2 separate regions of the Homo sapiens genome follow, and region 2 is linked to region 1. The links are chromatin loops, found by intact Hi-C in ENCODE. Cell type or tissue: A673. All regions are shown on one strand. Each heading gives the region's core, and the rest is flanking DNA. Links, peaks and the distances in the headings are about the cores only. Region 1 has its middle 210 kb from the start of SNX7-DT. Region 2 overlaps DPYD (dihydropyrimidine dehydrogenase).

Region 1 (2,925 bases), core at 309-2,808:
TTTGAACTTTATAAAGTTCATCAAGTACTGCTTTCACTAGGCACTTCCATGGATAAATTATATGCTTCTAAAGTCCTTAGAATTGAGAACATTAGAATTAACCTCTATCAATTTAATAATAATTCTACATGAGCCAGATTCCAGTCCTTCATAACTAAAGTTGTGAATCCCTTAGCCAAAAATAAGAAAGGAAAGTCTGAAATAAGACGTTTATGCTGTTTGAGAAAACAAAAACACAGATTGACCCTATATTTTTCTTTAATCTGTCTAAAATCAATTAGATATTTGAATTGTGGTATTGTATTTCCAGGAAGCTTCATTGCTTTCTATTATCGTCATGACAAAAATAAACAATTCCTTTTGAAATCATAAAGAAAAATGCCTCCCACTGAGTTGATGTTGTGTGCTATTATATGAAGAACATATGTGTAATAAAAAATGAGAAATTATGGATCAAATAATGATGTTGAAGCCACTCACGTAAACAATAGAGAGCATTTTGGATGAACTCCAAATATCATCATTATTGTTTAATTTCAGCCCCAGTTATGTATCTGCCTAGGCTAGTGTCAAAGATAATAATCTCACCAGATAGATATAAAATGCACAATTAAAATTACATAGCTTCATTATTCTGTTTACACACAGTACTAAACCACTTTTTTCCAGCTGACTGACCCAGCAGAGCATTTTGTTCATTCAGCTCCCTTGCAAATTCAGTGGGCTGATACCCATTTCTTTGTATATATTAAGTCATTTTCTATCAATGTAGGAATAAAGTAACTAAGAAGAGGCATGAACATATTTGCTTTCTAGTGAATCTGTTCTTTACATCTTGCCCTCTGTCTTTCACATACAATTATGGGTTTTTAAAGTAGGGGAGAGCCTTACTGGAAGTCACAAAATGCCAATTAAAAGAAATGGACAGAAGCTCATTGCCAAATAACTCATTCTGAGAAAAAGAAGACAAAGACGGCTACGCATTTCAGCCCTCCTCACTGAAATGTCCACTGCCAGTCAACACATGAGAGAACCCTCAACAGGAAAGGGATTTAGAAAGTTACTCAATCCAAGACTGACTTTAACTCAAAACTACTTGTCAAAGGAAGTTTTCATGTTTGCTACCAGCAAAAAAGAAAAGAAATCCAAAAGCAAAGAAAATAATAGCCAGAAATTTTTAAAACAGGGGTTAAAAAAATAAAGCATTGCCCAATTTATGTCTAAAATAAAGGTAATTCAGAAAACTATGATTTCTTGGTAGAAAGAAATATCATTTCCTATTGTTAAGTTATAGATTGAAAGACAAAACTTTTGTCATTTATTTTCTTTGAATGCAAAGCATTGCACTCTAAGTAGAGCTGAACAGGATCTGCCTCTCCATCACTGACAGTTAATAATTAAATCAAACATTATATTCAGCAATAGAACATATGCATCAGCTTCTTTCAAATTGCATTTCCTTCCTGTTAGGTCCATTAGCGTAAGCCAGACTGCCTTTAGAAACCCCCTTATTGCTGCTGTCTTTCAGCACAGTTCCTGAAATGGATAATGTGGTACATATTATAGGCAATTACACAGAACTCCCCAGCGATAGGGTTTTAGAGTTACAGAATGAAACAGCTGGAATTACAGAGCTATAAGCTAATCAGAAAAAAAAAAAGGAAAGAGTTAAAAAAAAATAACCTGGACAAAGAAAAAAAGTGGAAAGTGTGAGAGGTTCTATAAAAACATTGTTCCTAGGGAAGCTATTTGTACCAGAAGAATCTCCAGGGTTCACAGTGTAAAACTATCTAAATCTAAACAGGTTATTTTTAAAAATGGTTTTTGCCAAGTCTTTTATACTGGTGGTGTAAAAGCACATAACAGACAGCTAGCAAATTTGAGATATTGAAAACAATAACATTTTTCTCTCCAGCTTTACCAACGTGATATTTCCATATTAGTAACATTGTGAAAAATCTAGTCTTCTTTTTCAATTTTATTTCCATAAAAACACAAATGGTTCCAGAAGATGAAGTTTCTATTTACTAAATGCGCCACATATATAATATTTTCAACTTGTTATTTTACGCTTCGGCTCGGGTATGTAGTGCTCGTGCAATAGAGATAAGAAATTACATAATCTATCTCTCTTCTTGGTTTGGGTACTGCAATTGGAATGTTCTGCTGGAAAAGTCAGACACAAACATTATATGTATACCTAAAGGAAAAAAAGTTTTATATTCAGAGAGAAAATATATATTCTGATTTCTTTCAAGGTTTTAGGAAATAAAGAAATAATGGGTTTTGATGATAAAAATGTTGCTTCAGTTGGTTGTAAGCAAAGTGCAGTTTTTAGCTTGTGTCAATGAAGTGTTTAGAAATTTTTCCAGTAAAATTACCTTATAACTTGAGAAATAATGGAACTATCTGCACAGCAACTACTGGGAAATGAAACAAAAGTGGGTGCAATTTCAAACTTTAAATATAGTTACAGAACCGTTTTCAAATTTGTTACTAACATATTCTACAAAAATCTGAAGATATTAAAGGCAGAATATTTGTGCTGCTCCTGGAGGACTATTTCTTTCTCTATAAAGAGATGGATTACTGGGAGGCTGAGATGAGCAGATCACTGGAGGTCAGGAGTTCAAGACCAGCCTGGGCAACATGGTGAAACCCCACCGCTACCAAAAATACAAAAATTAGCTGGATGTGGTGGCAGAAACCTGGAATGCTAGCTATTCAGGAGGCTGAGGTACAAGAATAGCTTGAATCCGGGAGGCTGAGGTTGCAGTGAGCTGAGATTGAGCCATTGCACTTCAGCTGGGGTGAGAGAGTGAGACTCTATCTCAACAACAAAAAAAGAAAGAGATGGATTACATAGTCATAGCCAGATTTATGTGGCTACTTATGTACTTTCATAAGGCTTCAGTAGCCAATATT
Region 2 (2,925 bases), core at 234-2,733, 550 kb after region 1:
GGCAACCCCCTGGGGTTGGTAGATGACAGAAGCACTGAGTTATAGGGAGTAGAACACAGAGGAAATATGATGGGAAGATACATAAGAAAGGACAGCCAGGCCAGGTACGATGACTTACGCCTGTAATCCCAGCACTTTGGGAGGCCAAGTGGTGTGGATTGTTTGAACTCAGGAGTTCAAGACCAGCCCGGGCAATAGGGCAAAACCCCATCTCTACAACACATACCAAAATTAGATTGGTGTGCTGGTGTGTGCCTGTAATCCTAGCTACTTGGGAGGCTGAGGCGGGAGGATTGCTTGAGCCTGAGAGATGGAAGCTGCAGTAAGCCATGATTACACCACTGCACTCCAGCTTGGGCAACAGAGTGACGCCTTGTCTCCAAAAAGAAAGGGGAAAAAAATGAAAAGATAGCCTTATGACTATGCAGACAGTGATTGGAGTGATGCATCAACCAGCCAGAGGATAACAAGGATTGCCAGAACCTAGAAGAGACAACAAAGAATTCTCCCCTACAGATTTCAGAGGGAATATGACAAGGTTGACACCTTTACTTTAGACTTCTAGACTTGAGAATGAGTGAGGCAGTAAATTTCTGTTTTAAGCCACTAAGTTTGTGTAATTTTTTTAATGGCAGCCCAAGAAAATGAATACAAATTTTGATGTGAACTGCAAAGGAGCTGGGATATTTGTGGAAGGAAGAAAGGAAGGAAGGAAAGAGGAAGGACAAAGAACGTAAGGAAGGGAGGGAGGAGGAAGCAGGGGAGGACCTCAGATACTTTGATATTAGGAATAAATGAGACTGGGGATAACTAACATTTGTAAGAGACAGTATTTATTAAATTCAAATTTTTGTAGTTGAAGGAAGTAATTGGGGTTGACTATTCCTAAATATGAAGAATCCTAAATATGCTATTAAAGTCCTGGTTCTGGCACTTTTGAGCTTTGTGAACTTAAGCTAATTTCCCCATCTATAAAATCGAGATCGTGATCCTTGTTCTGCTTATCTTATAATGTTGTTGTTTGGAAGAAATAAGTTAAGAACAAATGCAAATGTAAGCTGTTACTATCATGAAGTTGCTTAACTTCCAGATATGCACAGTCCTTATATGAAGGGAAAAGATGTTTGTTATCAAATATGGAAAAGAACCAGGTAGATAATTTTTTAAAACCCACACTAAAAATTAAACACAGCAGTTCCCCTTCATCCAATTTTTGCTTTTTGTAGTTTTAGGTCTGAAAATATTAAATGTGAAATTCCAGAAATAAATAATTCATAAGTTTTAAATTGCACGATTTTGGGTAATGTGATGAAATCTTTCATTGTTCCGCTCCTTCCTGCCCAGCCCATGACTCATCGCTTTGTCCAGCCAGGGTCTCCACACTTTCTAAGCTCCCTGCCTGCTAGTCACTTAGTAACCATGCTAGTTCTCAGATGACTGTGGCAATATTGGAGTCCTTTGTATTCAAGAAACGCATATTTTACTTAATAATGGCTCTAGAGTGCAACAGTAGTGATGGAGACAATTCATATATGCCAAAGAGAAGCAGTAAAGTGCTTCCTCAAGTGAAAATGTGAAAATTCTTTACTTAAGGAAAGATACTGAGATTGCTAAGATCTATGGTAAGAATGAATCTTCTGTCCCTGAAGCTGTGAAGAAGGAAAAAGAAATTCTTGCAAGTTTTGCAGTTGCACCACAGGCTGTAAAAGTTACAGTTCATGAGAAGTGCTCAGTTACAACGGAAAAAGCATTGAAAACAAATATATATGTAGGGTTCAATACTATCTGCAGTTTCAGACATCCACTGGGGGAGTCTTGGAACATATCCCCGTGGATTAGGGTGGACTCCTGTATACATTTTTCGAAAGCTTAAGTTACCAACAAAACATATTATTCCATAGTTCAATTTTATAAGTAATTTTTAAGTACTTGCTGTATCTTGGGAACTATATTAAGTACCACTTAGAGTCTGGTTAGAAAGATAAATGCATCTCCTCTAAATGTGCTTTTGATACAGAACAGAAGATGAGGCAATTTCACCAATAATTATATATCAAGACAGAAAGTCATAAGTACTTGGGGATGATGGTTCAGAATTATGGTGTAAGAGTTAAAATAAGCATGTTATAAATTCACATTCATGCAACTTAATAATTTAGTTTTACACCATTATTTAGATTATATTTAATAAATGATAAAGAAATTCATATAAGTTTTGTTACAGTTTCCCTTCACCTTCACCTCAATATCCAGTAATTTAGGGGCCAGAAAATGAATTAGGTGATCATTTTCCAAGGACAGGTGAAGGAAGGCTGTCCTGGCTGAAATGGGTCAGGTGTGAGGCAGGTGTAAGTATAGGAGCTGGCAGAGTTAGAATTAATAGGGATCATCATGGATCTATGCACTCAGAGCATTTTTTTTTCTTGTTCCCTACTTAAGAACATGTTTCCAGTCTTAAAAAGATGTATCCGTTTCAGAAATGGTGAAACCAAGGACATAGAAAGGTTAAATGGTTTGATTAAAGTCAGTAGTGAACTGGAAACTAAAATCTATGAATATGAGCTCAGTTTTACATTGCTGTTTATTCAGACATTAAAATACATGACATGAAAATTAGGAATCATAGAGGTATAGAAGTGGGAAGTCCTTCAAAAGTTACCTCATTTTTCCTGACCGTATGTATTCACTGAGTTTCTCAATAAGATGTTTAATATTCGGTTCTTCAAGGAGTCCTTCACATGTGTAAATGAAGCAAGGTATGAATGGCGTCTAATCCACAGGCCAGATGGTTGCAGTGGAGGGAGCTGATGAGATATCATCAATCACTTCTCTACATCATGTCAAATGACCAGTTTTGTCCTTTGCCGGCCACTTTGGCAGCTGACAGGACAGAATCTTTATTTGTTGGGAAATTTGGAAAAAGAA

The links. Hi-C counts contacts between places; a loop is a spot of excess contacts. Peaks named below come from ENCODE experiments on the same cell type or tissue, not always from the same donor. Only the 100,000 strongest peaks of a DNase experiment are listed, where the experiment ranks them.
Region 2: it touches region 1 in a loop (3-fold over the local background); 1 of 110 quality-filtered maps calls a loop at or near these places.

What each region holds. Positions count from the first base shown.
Region 1 is chr1:98,450,898-98,453,822 of GRCh38, reverse strand. No RefSeq gene overlaps it. Among named protein-coding and RNA genes, the nearest start is that of SNX7-DT, 210 kb to the left of the region's middle. In A673, for the core only: no CTCF peak of the experiment used is centred there; DNase peaks (open chromatin) are centred at 1,032 and 1,492; H3K4me3 peaks cover 1,574 bases; H3K27ac peaks cover 2,500 bases.
Region 2 is chr1:97,905,519-97,908,443 of GRCh38, reverse strand. All of the region lies in intron 1 of DPYD (dihydropyrimidine dehydrogenase), which reads left to right. Among named protein-coding and RNA genes, the nearest start is that of DPYD, 14 kb to the left of the region's middle. In A673, for the core only: no CTCF peak of the experiment used is centred there; a DNase peak (open chromatin) is centred at 1,373; H3K4me3 peaks cover 1,062 bases; H3K27ac peaks cover 1,571 bases.